Regions from separate parts of the Homo sapiens genome. Here region 1 is linked to region 2. Evidence: chromatin loops called from intact Hi-C (ENCODE). Cell type or tissue: K562. All regions are shown on one strand. Each heading gives the region's core, and the rest is flanking DNA. Links, peaks and the distances in the headings are about the cores only. Region 1 overlaps PDZD2 (PDZ domain containing 2). Region 2 has its middle 50 kb from the start of C5orf22.

Region 1 (9,706 bases), core at 1,111-9,110, 510 kb before region 2:
CAGGCTCCAGGGGGATGGTCTTTCTGGACAGCAAACCCTTCCCATTGGCTGTGGGAGGCTCCTGCCGGGCAGAGGGCCTGGGCTGATCCATCCCTTTCTTGATGACCACGAGGGCATCTTTGTGCAGCTGTGCCTGGTGCAGAACCTTCAGGACATTCCCGTGGGCTAAGCCAGCCAGTGAGGCGCCGTTGACTGACAGAAGGAAATCCCCTCGGTTCATAGTCCCTTCCTGAGAAGCCGCCCCCTGAGAAAACACCCTGTGGACCTGGGATGAGGAAAGGAAAAGGGAACAAAAACCAGATCCACTTACGATTTCCGGTAAAAGGGAGATAGTAACTAACTGCGTATCTGTAGTAAAGGAACCTTCCTTTTTTATTTTTATTTTTTGAGAGGGAGTCTCGCTGTGTCACCCAGGCTGGAGTACAGTGGTGCAATCTCAGCCTCCCGGGTTCAAGCGATTCTCCTGCCTCAGCCTCCTGAGTAGCTGGGATTATAGGCACACACCACTATGCCAAGTTAATTTTTGTATTGTTAGGAGAGACGGACAGGGTTTCACCATGTTGGCCATGCTGGTCTCAAACTCCTGACCTCAGGTGATCCACCCGCCTCGACCTCCCAAAGTGCTGGGATTACAGGCGTGAGCCACCGTGCCGGGTCTTGTAGTAAAGGAACTTTCTAAGGTAGACACTTGCTTTATAAAAAAAAACATACATTCAGTGCGGGGGATGGAACACAAATGTCAATGCCAGTGTCTCCACACATTTTTTTTTAACTCCTTTTTAGTGTCTGACATGGGCCTGGCATCCAGGAGGCAATGGGAATACGAAGATGAATGAGGCCTGGGCTCGTGCAGTGAAGGTGACCCTCTGGATGGTCCTGAAGGCTTTTGAATGATGTAAAATTTTGAGTGACTTTTTGAGACGGGAGTAATTGTATAAACACAAGTTTGGCCAGTTGATTCTAATGTTTTCTACTGCTTAAAATATGGAGGTAAATTATAAGGCTATAGCGAATTGTGTTTATAGGGATTGGAAATGGCCTATACATGTCAGCTCTGTGTTAAAAATGCTTGTCTTTTGTCAACGAAAACCTTACGTACTACTTCTCCCACTTCTCCCTTTTTATGTTGGTAGCTGGGAATGAAATCCAGCAATCTCTGAACCCGCTGATTGGAATTTGTGCCCTGATCACATTCTGAGGCTGCTTGAGGGGGGATTTTCCTGAGAGCCTAATGACTCTGTCACTTACCGTGATTGATTTTGGCTCCACATCTGTCCCTCCTGCCACACTGAATCCCAGACCTGAGCCTTCTTTTCTATTCAAGACTATGAAGCAAACATCTTCTTCATTCTAGTGAAAACAAACAAAAATTATCCTTTGAGCTACAGCTGCAAAAAATTAAGAAAGAAAAACATATCCCCTTGGGCCAGGAGTAAGGAAGCTCTGATGTCAGTCCTCTTGGAGGGGCTTTTCACCACAGGCCCTAAAGGTTCTTTGGCTCTCAGCCAGGCATGGTGGCTCACGCCTGTAATCCCAACACTCTGGGAAGCCAAGGGGGCGGATCTCTTGAGCCCAAGAGTTCGAGTCCAGCCTGGGCAATGTGGCAAAACCCTGTCTCTACAAAAATCAGCCAGGTGTGGTGTTGCACACTTGTAGTCCCAGCTACTCAAGAGGCTGAGGTGGGAGGATTACCTAAGCCCGGAAGGTCACGGCTGCAGTGAGCCATGATCACGCCACTGCACTTCAGCCTGGTTGACAGAGTGAGACCTTGTCTCAAAAAAAAAAAAAAAAAAAAAAAATCATAGTACATAATTTGATCATGATGGGAATCCTTTATTCTGTAATTCTTTAAGTCTACAATTTAGCAAAGCCAGTCCTAGCAACAGCAGAAAGATAAGCGTCAGTGGCAAGAGGCAGGATAAGAGCATATCAAGGCCATGTTTTCTACATCTCCCTCCCCATCATTGGATTTCAGGTACAATTAATTAACTGATGCCAAAAAAATAGCATGGCTAGGCGCAGTGGCTCACGCCTGTAATCCCAGTGCTTTGGGAGGCCAAGGCGGGCGGATCACCTGAGGTCAGGAGTTCGAGACCAGCCTAGTCAACATGGCGAAACCCCGTCTCTACTGAAAAATACAAAAATTAGCCGGGCGTGGTGGCGGACACCTGTAATTCCAGCTACTTGGGAGGCTGAGGCAGGAGAATCGCTTGAACCCAGCGGGCAGAGGTTGCAGTGAGTGGAGATCATGCCAGTTGCACTCCAGCCTGGGTGATGGAGTGAGGCTCTGTCTCAAAAAACCCCCAAAGTTCACTCAAACCAAAACCTAGACTGTCCCGCAGAACTTTTGGGGGAGTTGGGAGGTTGACTTCATGGGCACCTTCAACCATATGTATGCTCACACACGGATTGATGGGGAGAAAGAGGTTGACTAAGCTTTCCAAACAAAAATGGGAATACGGGACCCAGTAAATGGTCTTTGTCCAGCTTCTAGGAGGTAATGTGGTGCTGAAAATAGGAACACTTCTCAGATATTTCAATGTCTTATGGGAGCAAAGAGACAATATTTGAAAATGAGGCCTCCTACGCCGGGTGCGGTGGCTCACGCCTGTAATCCCAGCACTTTGGGAGGCGGAGGCAGGTGGTTCACATGGTCAGGAGATGGAGCCCATCCTGGCTAACACGGTGAAACCCCGTCTCTACTAAAAAAAAAAAAAAAAAAAAGCCGGGCATGGTGGCGGGCACCAGTAGTCCCAGCTACTCGGGAGGCTGAGGCAGGAGAATGGCGTGAACCCAGGAGGTGGAGCTTGCAGTGAGCCGAGATCACGCCACTGCACTCCAGCCTGGGCAACAGAGCGAGACTCCATCTCAAGAAAAGAAAAAAAAAAAGGAGAAGGAAAAAAAAAAAGAAAATGAGGCCCTCCTGCATTCCAGGACAAGTTAAATCACAAAAATTTCAATGTATTCACATTTTTTTCCAGTGGTGTTTAAGGACACAGATATGCTAGAAGCTGACTATTGCGCCAAATTTTGCCTCTGAGAGCCTCAGCACAGTCTCAGGGCGGCCAGATCAACCATCAAGAGCTCTCCAAGGTTTGGGTGTGTTGAAGTCAGGAGGCCAGGGTTTGTTTTCAGCCTCGAAGCCTCGAATCTCTCACAGCACTGCCAAGGACACAGAAAATAGTTTTGTGCAGTTCTATTTTTAGTACCTGCAAACCATACTCATTGGAAAAAGCAAGGCAGGAAGCTTCTAGACTGAGGATGGCAGAGTAAGGATAGCCCTGCTCAACGCTCCTCTCTGAAGACAGTGAGAAAATAAAGGGAAAAGAACGCCGTGTTCTGATATGTAGGAATGATCTTCAAACCAAACCACAACCCTGCCTCGTGGTGAGCGTGAGTAGTAGGGGGTGAGGAAGGCCCTAGAATAAGCCACCCTCGGGCAGCACTGTGGCATGCTGGCCATACTTTGTTTGAGGTTCCTGAAGATGTACATCTTGCTTGTGGTTGGCTGGACAGTCTGGTCTTCTCCTCTGACATTTCATCTAACACTAAAATGTCTGGGGTAAAGGGGGCCTGGCAACGTGTGACCCCACCTGTGCCCCCTTGACTGGTGGTCTCAGAATGAGACTTTCACACATGAAATCCTTCCTTATTGTAATAACAAGTGGGAGGAGGAAGAGAGATGAGGGGCTATTCCCTTTTACTGAAAGCGGAAGTGCTTAGCATCTCAAGACATTTTGTTTTTCTTTCAGAGACAGGGTCTTGCTCTGTCACCCAGGCTGGAGTGCGCTGGCACGATCATAGCTCACTGAGCCTCAAACTACTGGACCCAAGTGATTCTCCTGCTTCAGATTCCCATGTAGGTAGGACTACAGGCATATACCACCACGCCTGGCTAATTTTTTAAATTTAATCTTTTTTTTTTTTTTTTGAGAGATGAGGGGTCTCACTATGTTGATGAGGCTGGTCTCGAACTCCTGGCCTCAGATGATCCTCCTGTCAAGGCATGTCTTAACTGCACAGACCCAAATCAGCGGCTGAGAATCAGAAGGGAGTGGAACCTGAAGGGACTGGTCTCCTTTATTCCAACCTCTCTCCTCGCCTCCTGGCCAACTCCTTACTAGGTGCCAAGGCTGGCTGTTGGCTGAGAAACCACACAGCCCCTCTATATTTGAATTTCTGGAACAGCATTCTTAGATGACTTCAGTGACCCAGGTATACTACCACTAAAGAAACATTCATATTTATTTCTCTAAATAGAAAATATTCATTCATTAGGGTTCAAATCTCTACGTATAGCCCCAAGAAATTGATCTTCAGATTAGTATCCTAGATGTGAACCTGTGGTTTCTTCTGTCAATGTTTATTGTCACAACTGATTTACTGAAAGATTTTATTTGTAATTCCTTGTACTCCAGGGTTCAGATGCTCTTCTACAGGTGACATTTGAACAACACAGGCTCAAACTGTACAGGTCCACTCACACTCAGGGTTTCTTCAGCCTCTTTATCCTTGAGGCAGCAAGACCAACCCCTCCCTCCTTCTCAGGCTACTCAGTGTGAAGATGACAAGGATGAAGCCCTTTATGATGAACCACTTCCACTTAATGAATAGTAAATACACTTTCTCTTATGACTTTTTTTTTTTAATTGAGATGAAGTCTTGCTCTGTCACCCAGGCTGGAATGCAGTGGTGCAATCTTAGCTCATGTCAACCTCTGCCTCCTAAGTTCAAGCAATCCTCTCGCCTTAGCCTCCTGAGTCGCTGAGACTACAGGCACCCACCACCATGTCCAGCTAATTTTTGTATTTTTAGTAGAGACAGGGTTTCACCATATTGGCCAGGCTGGTCTTGAACTCCTGACCTCAAGTGATCTGCCCGCCTTGGCCTCCCAAAGTTCTGAGATTACAGGTGTAAGCCACTGCACCTGGCCTCTTAGGATTTTCTTAATAACGTTCTATTATCTCTAACTTACGTTGTTGTAAGAAGACAGTATATAATACATATAACTGACAAAACTTGTGTTAATTGACTGTTTATGTTATCAGTAAGGTTTCCGGTCAACAGTAGGTTGTTAGTAGTTAAGTTTTTGGGAGAGTTAAAAGTTATATGTGGATTTTCCACTGCTCGAAGGTCAGTGCCCCAACCCTCATGTTGTTCAGGGGTCCACCATATTTCAGGGCAACGGCGGGACTACACCAATGTAACTCTTCTCTCACCAGCAGGTGGCTCCCTTGACTAGTTTATGTCCACAGTTAGGTGGCGAGAGGTATTTCCGAGATGACTAGCTCTGCTTTGAGGACTCTCTGCAAACAAACTCCACACATAGGAGTTAGGAGAATGGTAACTAGTTGCTACTTGGGGGATGAAAACAGCAGTGACACCCATCTGGCACCTGAACATTCAAGACAAGGTCTAGCTTCTGAAGCTGGCTAGCAGCACGTGAGGCCAAAGTCAGACTGAGCTGTGAAACTCGCAACCCAAGGCAGTCCTCCCTCTCCAGGACTCGGGGCGGGCTCTCCTCGGCTGTCTGGGCAGGCAGCACATACCTGGGCACTCACGCGGCCGCAATTCATGTTCCTGAGCTTTCTGTGTTTCACTCACCTCTGATTGTGCTTTCGCTTCCTGAATGAGAGTTAGGATGGTAGATTTCGATCCCACTGACGATAAAACAGACTGTAATCTTTGCTGGTCCCCCGCTGAGACTAGAAGTTGATCCAAACTAAATAATATAAATATATTTGAAGAACATTAAAGAAAAAAGCAATTTCTTCATTTTATAAGAATGCATTTAAAATGATCTCCTTTCTACTATACAAAAGAGAACAGGTATTTTCTGCTCTCTTTTGGTCAAAACTTCCATTCCAAACTAATGGAAGAATAAATCCTGAGTGCTGAACAGAAATGTCATTCACTGCCAATGGCAAGGGGAACTGCTATGAATTCAGAGATCCCCTCAAGAAGTTATGGGACCAATGCTGGAGCTTAACAGGACACTTCTGACATGTTTTAAAATATTCAATACATATGTTCAAGTGAAATATTTTTATTTTTATTGAGATGGAGTCTAGCTCTGTCACCCAGGCTGGAGTGCAGTGGCACGATCTCAGCTCACTGCAACCTCTACCTCCTGGGTTCAAGCTATTCTCGTGCCTCAGCCTCCCGAGTAGTTGGGATCACAGGCACCTGCCACCACGCCTGGCTAATTTTTTATTTTTAGTAGAGATAGGGTTTCACCATATTGGCCAGGCTGGTCTTGAACTCCTGACCTCAAGTGATCCGCCTGCCTTGGTCTCCCAAAGTGCTGGGACTATAGGCCTGAGCCACTGGGCCTGGCTTTTTTTTTTTTTTTTTCGAGATTGAGTCTTACTCTGTTGCCCAGGCTGGAGTGCAGTGACGCGATCTCAGCTCACTGCAACATCAGCCTCCTGGGTTCAAGCGATTCTCCTGCCTCAGCCTCCCAAGTAGGTGGGATTACAGGCGCCTGCCACCATCCCCAGCTAATTTTTGTATTTTTAGTAGAGATGGGGTTTCACCATGTTGGCCAGGCTGGTCTTGAACTCCTCACCTTAAGTGATCTGCCCGGCTCAGCCTCCTAAAGTGCTGGGATTACAGGTGTGAGCCACCACGGCTGGCCTCAAGTGAAATATTTTTAAATATGTTAGAAATTCTCCGTTTAACTCCAGCCACCTCCAAAGTCCAAATTCCCCCGTGCTGTGCTCTCTCTTCCTCTGCATGCCCCTCTCATGTTGCTTTTGCTTAAGTGCCATGTCCTCTAGAAGCCTCTCCTCAGAGCGACACTTTGGTAAACATGTTTCCCTGCAGGCACTTTTATTTTTCCAGCAGTGATATTAAAAACCAAGGGCACTAAAATGGAATGTAGTATCCTGGATCCTGGGACAGAAAAACGATATTAGCAGAATTTATTCAGCAAAATCTGAATGAAGTCTGTAGTTAATGGTATTGCTCCAACATTAATTTCTTACTTTTGACGAATGGACCGTGGTTATGAGAGATGTGAACATTAGGAAGAGTGGGTAAGAAGTGGCCGGGTGCAGTGGCTCACACCTGTAATCCCGGCACTTTGGGAGGCCGAGGCAGGCGGATCACAAGGTTAGGAGTTTGAGACCAGCCTGACCAACATGGTGAAACCCCGTCTCTATTAAAAATACAAAAATTAGCCAGGTGTGGTGGTGCACGCCTGTAATCCCAGCTACTCAGGAGGCTGAGGCAGGAGAATCGCTTGAACCCGGGAGGCAGAGGTTGCAGTGAGCCGAGATCGCGCCATTGCACTCCAGCCTGGGCGACAGAGCGATGCTCCATCTCAAAAAAAAAAAAAAAAAAAAAAAGTAAGTGGGAACTCTGCATTATCTTTGCAACTTTTCTATAAATCTAAAACTATTCCAAAATGAAACAAGTTTATCTGAAATAAAAGTAGTGGGCAGATACTTACTTAACTGACCAGCTTCTTCTAAAAGGCAGATCCTGGGCAGCTTCACCCGTATCACTGGCTGAACTGGGTGTCTCAGCAGCACTGGTTTTAGGGCCACTTCCTCCTGGACAGGCCCTGTTCCCGCCCTTCTCGGGACACGAAACGCCTCCAGCAGGAGGGCCAGGTGACCTCCTGGGGGTGATCTCCAGCTCAGTTTTGAAGAGCACGGCGCTCGGCCCTGCTGAGTAATCCTCGCTGCAGAGCTTGTCAAGGTCAGGCATGCTCAAGGCTCTCAGCTCCTGGAGCTTGGAGCGGGACACGGGCGAGGGCTGCGTGTGGCGTACCGAGGACTTGTTCCTCTTAACAGGAGAAGCCAGGGTCATCGTTGGGGTGGGAATTCCCAAAGGACCAAGTGATTTCTTTAGTTCCGAATCAGAGCCCTTGCTACTGGTCTCTGGTGGGTTCTGCCGAGAGATGGTCAGTGTCATGATTGAGGGAGACTTGGCCATCTGGGGCAGGAGGGTGCCGGCTTCGCTTTGGTTTTCGCTGCAGGAACTCAAGCTGCGTCTCAACAACCTTGCTGCTGCGTCACCTGGGTGGCCCAGGCTCCCGGAAACAATGCTGCCGGAAGACCGCCTCCCAATGGGAGGCTTGGAGCTCACCGACAAAAATGGGGAAGCCCCGGACTTGGCTACAGGCCGGTCAGCATTGGCCAGGTTCTCAAAAGACTTGATCCGCTGCTTCACAGAGAAAAATGAGGTAGATTCATGGGGCCAGTTCTGCTCATAGCAGTAGTGTCGTCTGGTGACTTTGATTTTGTCTGTGACTAGGCAGCTCGTCTCCTGGACTGAAATGATATCCCCTTCATCTGTGGCTGGAAGATTCCTCGATGTGTCCAGCAGCGGCTTTACACTATATATGCCCTGTCCATTAGCCAGGCTGGGAAGACCACCTCTGGATGCCTTTGCCTCGGGGACAACACTGCTTGTCACAGGGACCTGGCTGTCCCGAGAGCGACCCAGGCTGTGTGGGGGGTGACCCTCCCGTCCAAAATGGCTTGAGAACTGGGCTGGCATGGAGTAGGTCCTGGTCGCTGGCCTTGGGGTGAAGTAGAGATGGTCCTCCCCCGAGGGGCCCCCTGGAATGCTGTTTCTGGGCACCCCTCGGGAGTCTGACATCAGGCTTGATTTTCCCTGGGAGTATTCTGCCTTTCTAATGGCTGTTTGAAGGGAGGAGGAGGAGGACGCCAGTTTTGCCATGCTGAATGATCGTGACATTTCCTGCTCTGCCTGGGAGGCATGAGATGGGAGTGAGGATGGATGACTTGTGGATGATTCTGCGACCTGGCGATAGAGCCTGATTTCACTCTTCTCCTGACAGTTGCCCTGGGCCAAGCACCCTCCCCGTCTGTCGCTTTCAGCTGGCTTGTTACCACATACAGTCTCTGACACTGCTTCAGCAGAAATCTCCACGATTTTCAGCTGGTTTGTTCTTTCGAGGCGATCGCTGGCCATTATGTTGCCTCCTTTTTCGCCAGTCGGCCTGGGTTGGGCTGTGTCTGCTGCCACATGGCTGGCCAGGCGCGGCTCACTCTGTCTGTTCCCTGCCACGGACATGCCGTTCCTAGACGCTGCCGGACTCACCGGCCCGGAGTCAGCACGGGGCGCCCTGCCCTCTGCTCTACACTTAGGAGATTTAGGGGTGGTTGGGCAACCTCTGTCGGGTTCAGAGAGGACAGCCATGTGGAACCTGCTCCACATGCCTTGCTCAGGAACAGGCTTGGGAGAGGTCAGGGGCGAGACAAATGTCCTGATGCTCGTGTCAGACACTGAGGGTTTCAGTGGCCCAGAGGTGGCAAGAGGTGGCTTGCTTTCCAGCACACACTGGGGGGACCTGGGGGCAGCTGTGGTGTTTCTGTCAGGGTCCTCGTGGTCGGCTACATGGAGCCGCTGTGACACTGCCTTAGAAAGTGTTTTGTGGGAGGTCTGGGGTGAGATCAAGGGTTTCCTGTGGTCCGTCCCCCCAGCCTTCACAGCATTCGCAGCAGGGGCCTCAGAGTTGACTTTGGCCTTGCCCTTGAGGCTGAGCCTCTTCAGCTTCGGACCACACTTTGCCTTCTGACCATTAGTCAGAAGCATTTCTGCCGGACTCTTCTTAGACAGGTCCTTATTTTCCAGGTTTGTTTTCGGCTGAGGAGGGCTATGAGGCACAGTAACGCCCTTTTTTTGGCTTGAACTCACCATCTGAATCTTGGAGTCGGGACTTCTGGCAGGC
Region 2 (9,706 bases), core at 809-8,808:
ATAACTAAACTTTAAGATCCTACACCCACTCTAAATGATTGGCCAAGAAGCAGGTTTAGATCTTGGGGAACTTTGCCACAGAAGCTCTTATGCGTTCTTGGAATTATAAGCATTTGTTGTGTTTTGTTCTGTTTTTGTCTGTATTACTTCTGTGGCATTTGTTTGCAATGGAGTCAACATACAACTGAAAAAACTAAAATAATGGTTGCTCAAAGAATTGCATTAATTGAATATGCAACTATGTAGCCTGACTCAGGTCACAAAATCACTTCCTTCATGTTGCTTTAAATTCAGCCTACACCCCAACAGTTTTGTTGTTGTTGTTGTTTTTGAGATGGAGTCTCACTCTGTCTCCTGGGCTGGACTGCAGTGGCGCAATCTCGACTCACTGCAATCTCTGCCTCCCCAGTTCAAGTGATTCTCCTGCTTCAGACTCCTGAGTACCTGAGATTACAGGCGCACGCCACCACACCTGGCTAATTTTTATATTTTTAGTAGAGACGAGGTTTTGCCATGTTGGCCAGGCCAGTCTCGAACTCCTGACCTCAGGTGATCTACCCACCTCAGCCTCCCACAGTGCTGGGATTACAGGCATGAGCCACTGCCCCGCCACCCCAACAGTTTTATTGCCTGACAAATTCCTCCTGCCATGGGATATGACACTCTAGGAATGAGCCCACCCAGCAACACAGGACTAAGCTCCTGAACTTAAAAGGAACCAAAACCATCATCTATGATGGTTTCTTCAAAAGATCGATGAAAAGAGGGAAATGTGAAATTAAACAATTCAAACTTAAAGCTGTTGGAACTTTAAATTATTCTGAGCCTTGAGAGGAATGTGGCTATGTGGCCTGAGTCATGCCGCATGCAGCTGCAACTTCTGCCTTTTTTCTTCTGTAAATAATTAGGAAGATTAAATATCACCAGAGAAAAGACCCTCTCACTACTCCTTCTCACAGAGTATAAAGTAATCTGCCTTGGAATGTAACAATCCATAACCAATCAAATCACTGTAATGCATGCACTGGTCTTTTAAGGAAAATGTAATCTGCTAAAATTTCTCTGTCTCTGCATGTATTAGTGAAACCTTAACTTCTCCACTCCGGAATGCTGATCCTGTTAGTTTGGAGTCAGTGTTCCCGGGTGGTCATCCTTAAGCCTTGCATTCAAACAAACTCTGCTCTTCATCATATTTTCTGAATCTCATTATTTAAGGTTGACACTCCCAATCGCCTTTCTTAGAAAGCTGTTTAAGGATGTGTCCAAGCATTCACATATATGCACATACACTCACACACACACACACACACACACACTGTCACACATAAAAAAAACTAAATTAAGAGGAAGATACTGGGATTTTGGAATACATGGGATTGAAGAAACAGAGGATCCAAGAGAGGCAAAAAGAATTTCCCAGGTGATGGGAAATGGAAGTTCCAATACAACAATTAAGCAACAAACCCACAGTGGAACCATCCAGATTGGAATAGGAACATGGGGGCACTAGGAAGAGTCTGGAACTGAAGCAGGGCAGACAGTGATGTAATTCTTTAATTATCTGACATGTTTTGTATAAAGTTTAATTGAAAATCATTTTACAGAGCTGTTGAGGGTGTGGAAATAGTCAGCTGTCCAAAGAAAATTAAGAAACTGTCTTTAAATTAGGCAATCATTAACCCCAGAAAAAACCAAGTTGCATAAGGAAGGATATATAATCATGCTACTAGGCTCAGAAGTAAACTGCATACTACATATACATAGAAAAAATTATAAAAACACTGAATATAAATTTTACAGATATTTGAGATTTTGGCCAGGCGCAATGGCTTATGCTTGTAATCCCAGCACTTTGGGAGGCTGAGGCAGGTGCATCACTTGAGGTCATGAGTTCGAGACCAACCTGACCATTATGGCAAAACCCTGCCTTTACTAAAAATACAAAAATTAGCTGGGCATGGTGGCACATGTCTGTAATCCCAGCTACTGAGGAGGCTGAAGCATAAGAATCACTTGAACCTGGGAGGCAGAGGTTGCAGTGAGCCGAGATTGTGCCACTGCACTCCAGCCTGGGTGACAGAGCAAGACTCTGTCTCAAAAAATAAGTAAATAAAATACAAATAAATAAATAATAGATATTTGAGATTTTATTTTTTGGGGAAGGTGGTGAAAGGAAAAGAAAAGATATAAGTAAGCTAAAATCCTCATTACTCCTAACTGGAAATCAATGGATATGTCTACTGAGATGAACCAAGAGACAACAACAGTATGTACACATTACTTAGAAATAAAAAAGTAAAATCAGTGAAAACAACTTACAAAAATTGAAATTAGTTACTGGTGAATGGTGGCAGTAGGATAGTGAAGAGAAGGGGCTATTTTGTAAAAATCAGTTTTCGTAATCTTTGATTTTTTTTGAGACAGAGTCTCACTCTATCACCCAGGCTGGAGTGCAGTGGCACGATCTCGGCTCACTGCAACCTCCACCTCCTGGGTTCAAGTGATTCTTCTGCCTCAGCCTCCAGAGTAGCTGGGATTACAGGTGCACACCACCACGCCCGGCTAATTTTTGTATTTTTAGTAGAGATGGGGTTTCGCCATATTGGCCAGGCTGGTCTCGAACTCCTGACTTCAGGTGATCTGCCCACCTTGGCCTCCCAAAGTGCTGGGATTACAGGCGTGAGCCACCGCATTGATCAATCTTTGATTTTTCATACTATTCAAGTATAGCACTTTGATAAAAAATAAAAGTTGATTAAAAATAATAATTACAGTTATTTTATATGATGCAAAACTTTATAGTTGAAATTATACAATATCACAAAATCAGAATTTTGAATTATAGCATTAATGTTCAGTTTAACACATGTAAAATTTTATTTAATCATATGAGTTATTACCACAAAGAAGACATGATTTGGCAAAGCCATTTTGCACTTTGTGATATGCTTTGTAAAACTGGAGTTTTTAAATTGTGGTAATTAATTCATGAAGGGTTAAGGATTTTATTTCTGCTTTCTGAGGTTTATTAATATTTAAAGCCTGGATATGTATTTGAAGCATAAAGAACTTTATCAAATTAAAGAGTGGCAAATCATTCCCCTTTGAAGAAAAATATTACAATTTGCATTCAAATTCCTTCCTTATCTTTTTTAAAGAGGAAAGGCAGCATTAATTTTAGGTCTCATTATATTTACCATCCAAGAGTTTGCAAATGGAAATTATATCGAAATGATAAATGTAATTCTGTTTATGCTTTTCCTGGATTAAACATATATGCACATACACATATATATATTTTTTATTTCTTTGAGATGGAGTCTCGCTCTGGTGCCCAGGCTGGAGTGCAGTGGCGCGATCTTGGCTCACTGCAACCTCCACCTCCTGGGTTCAAGCAATTCTTGTGCCTCAGCCTCCTGAGAAGCTGGGATTACAGGCACCGTGCCTGGCTAATTTTTGTATTTTTAGTAGAGACGGGGCTTCTCCACATTGGCCAGGCTGGCCTTGAACTCCTGACTTCAGGTGGTCTGCCTGCCTCAGCCTCCCAAAGTGCTGGGATTTCAGGTGTGAGCCATCACACCTGGCCACACACCCATATTTAAATGTTAAGAAATCAGCAGCAGTTATTTTACCCATCTGCAGTCTGAGTCTGATGATACGACAGCCTTCTCTCCCTCCCCTTTCCCTTTCCCTTCCTTTCCTTTCCTTTCCTTTCCTTCCTCCTTTCCTTTTTCCTTTTTCCTTTCTCCTCTCCTCTCTTTTCCTCCTATTTATTCCCAATATTGGCTTGGTACTGGGAATATAAAAAAGGATAAAGTATTACCCTTTATCTACAGAAATTATAATCTGGTGCCACTGTACACACTGTACACAACTAAATATAAAACAATTTGAACACAGCGAGAACTGATTCCTATGAAGGAATCAGAATTTACAAGATATCTGGAGACAGAGTACATTGCGTTGGGGCTCAGAACGTACCACACCAAATATGACTGTAAGAGACCAGAATATGCCACCCCAAAATATGCCTCCTTGGCATGTTGCTTATTTTGAGCTGGTTATTTTGAGAAAGTGCAGACACAGGAGTATTTCTGAAAAGTTACCCTTTAAAAAAAAAATTTACATCTTTAAAGGCAGTCTCCATTTGTAACAGTGTCTCTCTCTGCACCAGGGAAAAAGGAAGAGTAAATCAGTAGAGACTCATAACCAATGGAGAAGGCTTACATTTAAATCTGCACAAAAAACCTTACCTTCGTTTTATGGTGTTTTCCAGACCTTTCCCCAAACCCTTCTTTCTTTTTTTCCCGGAATGATGATATTTAAGCTTGAAGTTTAAATGCTTCTTTTGAGATCCACTCTAAATATTGACACATTTCTCAGAGTTTCCTCCCAAATATACATGAGGCATATACGGTAATAAACTGTTTGTTTTTCTCATGTTAATCTCTCTTTTGTTAGAGGTAGTCCCAATTAAGACCTATTAAGGGTAGAGAGAAAATTATTTTTCCATCCCTGCAACTGGGAAGAAGTCTCTGAAGCGGACACTTTTTCACTTTGGCTTGGAGGGCGTGACAGGCAACAGGAGAGGGCTTAATGCAGAGGGGCACAAAGTACCCCAGGGCACAGGTAGGTACTGTGCAAGCCCCTGCATCCAGGGAGGTGGGTGACTTCTGGTCCACTGTGGACCTGACCACACTCTCCCCCAAGATCACTCACAGACACTGGGAGGAGAGTAGGAAGCCTAGGGGTGTTGGGTTAGAACTGGAAACACCTGGGTCGGGGGCAGGGCGGACTGCACGTAATCATGTAATGAGGAATGGCTGTTCATTTCTAGCATAAAAGAGAATGCATTGCAAGCACATTTAAAGAAATGAGTGCTCTATGAATAGTGCTAAATTAAAAATTCTTGGACAAAAGGATGTTCTTCAAGTTCCAGATTATTCAGAAACAAATTTATATGTGCAAACTGGACATGAGCTATTCTTTCATTCAACTGTTATTTATCGGGTGCAGGCTATGGGATGCTGTCAGCATTCAAGGCACTGGGAACCAAAAAAGTTCTTACCCTTGTGTCATATTCTAGTGACACCTATTCAGTTTTAGTTCATCTTTCTAGATTAAAAACACACACACACACACACAACAATTGTCAGAAACCAACTTAAAGATTTGTCAAGACTAATTTAAGTGACTGACCAACAATAGTCAAAAAACTTAGATGCATATGTAATGGGATGTTTTTTAACATTCTTCTTATTAAAAGAAAATTGCATCATTGCCTTTATAGTAATATGTTAAGATCATAAAACTGAAAAGCGCTCCTTTGATAAATCTGGTAGTCTAGGGCCACCTGGTGTCCAAACTATTTAATTACGTTATTTAGCAAAGAAAAAAGAATACTTTTTTTTTTTCTGGTATGATTCCACTTATGGGATGTCCAGACAGGCAAATCCATAGAAACAGAAAGCAGGACAGTGCTTTACTCTTTTAAACTTGAAATTCCCTAATTAAAAGAAGATATTCCCACAATTAAAGATTAGAACTTAAAATATATTAGCCAGGTGTGGTGGCATGCACCTGTTAAGGAACAAAGATTCTGTATTAGTTTCCTATTGCTGCTGTAAAAAATTATCACTAACTTGGTGGTTTAATGCAATACAAGTTTATTACTTTACAATTCTAGGGTCATATGTTCATAATGGGTCTCTAAAATCAAGGTGTCAGCAGGGCTCTGTTCCTTCTAAAGGCCGTAGAGGAGGATCCATGTCTTTCCCCTTTCTACCATCTAGAGGCTGCCTGAATTCTTTGGCGGGCAGTCCCCTACTGTCTTCAGAGCCAGTGATGACTGCTGAGTCTTTTCCATGATGCACCCCCTCTGACGCTACCTCTGGGCCCACCTGGATGATCCAGGCTACTCTCCCCATCTCAAAGTCAGTGGATTTTTTTTCTTTTAACAGAGATGGGGGTCTTGCTGTGTTGCCAGGTTGGTCTCAAACTCCTGAGCTCAAGCAATCCTCCCTCCTTGGCCTCCCAGAGTGCTGGGATTATAGGCATAAGCCACTGCACCTGGTCGTCAGTGGATTTCTTAGTTGCATCTGCAAACTTAATTCTCCCTTGCCCTATAACATAACCTATTCACAGGTTTTGGAGATTTGGATGAGGCCCTCTTTGGGGAAAAGACATTTTTTGCCTATCATAGAGTCCATTAGTTTTTTCTGGAGGCAAATATGCTACTTTTTAAGTTTCAGTTAAATGGGAAAGACATTAAACTGTTTCTCTGTCCCTATTTGTAACTTGGAATCGATGAACAGGAAGAGAAACATTGCTTCTGCCAATGCCTGTAAAATTAACCAAGGGTTTAAAAATCCCCACAGTGAATTTTTATTTATGCTTTCTTTACTAATCTTAGCTAGAAAAACCCAAACTAAATATTAAAAAATGTTGATCTTAAATTAATTCAAGTTGACAAAGACAGGTGTAAGCCCAAATACTGCTTGATAGTACACGAAACATACAAGTAGAAGGTTTTGTTTGTTTGTTTGTTTGTTTACTGGGCAAAATGGTTTTATCTGCAAACTAGTTAGAATGAAGCTCACAAAAATGGAAAAATAGGGACCTCTGAAGGGGATAAAGAAGGAGAAAAGAGGAAGATAACGGGGGTCTGTTTTTTACCTGTACCTCTTCATCACAGTAGCAGGTGAACACCCTGCATATATTGGTCATTGGCCAGCAAGAGCAAGAGTGACCCTCCATACCCAGGAGATTTGAATGGGTTGCTCCTGAAGTGGCCTTCAGAGTGAGGATGATAAACACTGTCCTTCTCTTTTCTGTGAATGTAGGCAGTGTATGCCCATCTAACTTCAATGGAAAATCAGCCAGAAAAAGCGCTTGGATTTTCAATAGTGCTGCCCTGCCTTTTCTGGAATGTCATATATAAGGGGCTATGGTAAGGGGACATCAGTATTATCTAGGTAGAATGAGAAAAAAGAGAATTGAATTATTCAAAGTAATTGAATCATTTTAGAATATTCAACTATTAATAATAATTGAGTATTCAATTATTTCTGTTATAAAAATGCTTTAGCAACTGTTAATAGTGCTGATAGTAGTAAAGAGAGTCTTTCCAGGACCTATGTAAGGCTTTTCTCCAGTTTGAGGAAGCCTTCATGAAAACATTACCTCCAAGAACCTCCTTAAAGTTATGTATTAATTAAAATTTAATAATTTTAATTAATAAATTTAGTAATTAACAATAAGTATAACAATAATTATTTAAAATAATTTAATTAAATATTTAATAATTAAAATTATTAAAGTATTTTAATAAATAGCAGTCATTAAATTGCTAGCTTAAGTCTTGGCAGTATGTGTTATATAGTTTTCATTGTAGAGGTTTTACATGTCTTTTGTTAAAGTTTTTCCTAAGTATTTCGTAAATTTTAATGCTTTTAAAAATGGTAATGCCGGCTGGGCGTGGTGGCTTACACCTGTAATCCCAGCACTTTTGGGAGGCTGAAGCGGGTGGATCACAAGCTCAGGAGATCGAGACCATCCTGGCTAACACGGTGAAACCCCATCTCTACTAAAAAATACAAAAAAATTAGCCAGGCGTGGTGGTGGGCGCCTGTAGTCCCAGCTACTCCGGAGGTTGAGGCAGGAGAATGGCGTGAACCCGGGAGGCGGAGCTTGCAGTGAGCCGAGATCGAGCCATTGCACTCCAGCCTGGGCGACATAACGAAACTCCGTCTCAAAAAAAAAAAAAAAAAAAAAAAAAAAAAAAGGTAATGCCTACCTGGCCCTTTGGAAAATTAAAAAAAGAAAAGAAAAAAATGGTAATGGTTTTATTTATTCCTTTCCAATATGTATGACTTTATTTTTCTTACCTTTTTACACTGGTAAGACCTCCAGTATAATATTGAATAACGGTGGGGAAAGTGAACATTCTTGCTTTGTTCACAGCCATAAGGGAAAGGTAGTCAATATTTCACCATTAAGTATGCTATTATCTTTAGGTTTTTTCCTAGATGACTTTTATCAAGAAGTTCCCTTCTGGTCTTAGTTTACTAAGAGATTTTCATTTTTAAATCATGATGGCTATTATTGAATTTTGTCACAGGCATTTTGTTGCATTTATTGAGATGATCATATGATTTTTCTCCTTTATTCTGTTAGTGTGACAAATAGCAACAATTGATTTTCAAGTGTTAAAGCAACTTTGCATCCCTAAAGTAAACCCCACTTAGTCACAATGTATTATCCTTCCTTTTCATGTATTGCTCCTTTCAACACTCTATTTTCCCTTCCCTTCCCCTCCCTCCCTCCCTCCCTCCCTGCCTCCCTCCCACCTTTCTTTCTTTCTTTCTTTCTTTCTTTCTTTCTTTCTTTCTTTCTTTCTTTCTTTCTTTCTTCCTTCCTTCCTCCCTTCCTTTTCTTTCTTTCTTTTCTTTCTTTCCTTCTTTCTCTCTTTCTCTCTCTCTCTTCCTTTCTCCTTCCTTCCTTTCTTCCTTTCTTTCTCTCTCCTTCTTCTCTTTCTCCTCCTCCTTCTCCTTCTCCTCCTTCTCCTTCTCCTTCTCCTTCTCCTTCTCCTTCTCCTTCTTCTTCTTCTTCTTCCTCTCTCTCTCTCTGTTTTCAGACAGGGTCTCACTCTGTTGCCCAGGCTGGAGTGCAGTAGCGTGATCATGGCTCACTGCAGCCTTGACCTCCTGGGCTCAAGCAATCCTCCCACTTCAGCTTCCCAAACTGCTGGGATTACAGGTGTGAGCCACTGGGCCTGGCCCAGAAACTATTTTCTAAAGGAGTCTGTGGCCGGGAGCGTGGCTTACGCCTGTAAGGAGACTGAGGCAGGAGAATTGCTTGAACCTGGGAAGCGGAGGTTGCAGTGAGCCAAGATTGCGCCACTGCATTCCAGCCTGGGTGACAGAAGGAGACTCTGTCTCAAAAAAAAAAAAAAAAAAAAAAAAAAGGAGTTTGTGTAAGATTAGTATTATTTCTTCCTTAAATGTTTGGGAGAATTCCCAAGGGAAACCATCTGGGTCTTCAGTTTTCTTTGAGGGATGGCTTTCAATTCTCAATTCAACTTTTAAAATTAATATATTCAGATTTTCAATTTTTTTTTTTGCATCAGTTTGGTAAATTGTGTTTTTCAAGAAACTCCTTTCGTCTGATTTGTCACGTTTATCAGCATAAAGTTACTGCCGCAGGCTTTGTGGTGATCTCCCCTCCTTCTGTTTGAGCTTGGGAATGTATGCTTTCCCTCTTTTCTGGAGCATTCTCAAAGTCTCCCATGGCAGTGTCCTTTTTCCTAGGCAGGGCAAAAAGGATGATCTTCTTTCAGTTATGGAGAGGCCAGCACCCTCTTCCCCTTTCTTCTATTTGTCATCATCCACAAACCCCTGCACGCTCATAGATAAGACAGACACTATCTGGGAGATCCCTCATTTTCCCCATAATAGGTTCCCTAAAATGTTTTTTGGACACGAGAATGTATAGACTTTGGGGGATGTGGACAAAACAGACAAATACCAACTTATAATTACTATTACTATGATTATACATATGTGCTTTAAATCAAATTATAGTGTTACTATATAAAAACACACACATATTTATACTCTATATAAACACAGCATGTACCATTTTAGCCATTTTTAAGTGTACAATTCAGTGGCATTAAGTACATTCACAATGCCATGCAACCATCGCC

The links. Peaks named below come from ENCODE experiments on the same cell type or tissue, not always from the same donor. Only the 100,000 strongest peaks of a DNase experiment are listed, where the experiment ranks them.
Region 1: a loop joins it to region 2, with 13 times the contacts of the local background. A loop is called at or near these places in 74 of 110 quality-filtered maps.

Annotation. Positions count from the first base shown.
Region 1 is chr5:32,088,923-32,098,628 of GRCh38, reverse strand. PDZD2 (PDZ domain containing 2) reads right to left here. Exons shown (of 25, transcript NM_178140.4): 20 at 7,454-9,706; 21 at 5,605-5,722; 22 at 1,249-1,350; 23 at 1-265. It overlaps LOC105374711 (a long non-coding RNA gene), which reads left to right. Exons shown (of 4, transcript XR_007058716.1): 3 at 1-318; 4 at 784-5,018. Among named protein-coding and RNA genes, the nearest start is that of GOLPH3, 81 kb to the left of the region's middle. RefSeq lists enhancers at 1-925, 5,291-5,350, 4,999-5,498, 5,803-5,972, 5,499-6,000. In K562, for the core only: a CTCF peak has its summit at 5,228 (motif pointing right); DNase peaks (open chromatin) are centred at 5,238 and 7,642; H3K27me3 peaks cover 1,506 bases.
Region 2 is chr5:31,577,327-31,587,032 of GRCh38, reverse strand. No RefSeq gene overlaps it. Among named protein-coding and RNA genes, the nearest start is that of C5orf22, 50 kb to the right of the region's middle. In K562, for the core only: a CTCF peak has its summit at 5,344 (motif pointing left); no DNase peak of the experiment used is centred there; H3K27me3 peaks cover 534 bases.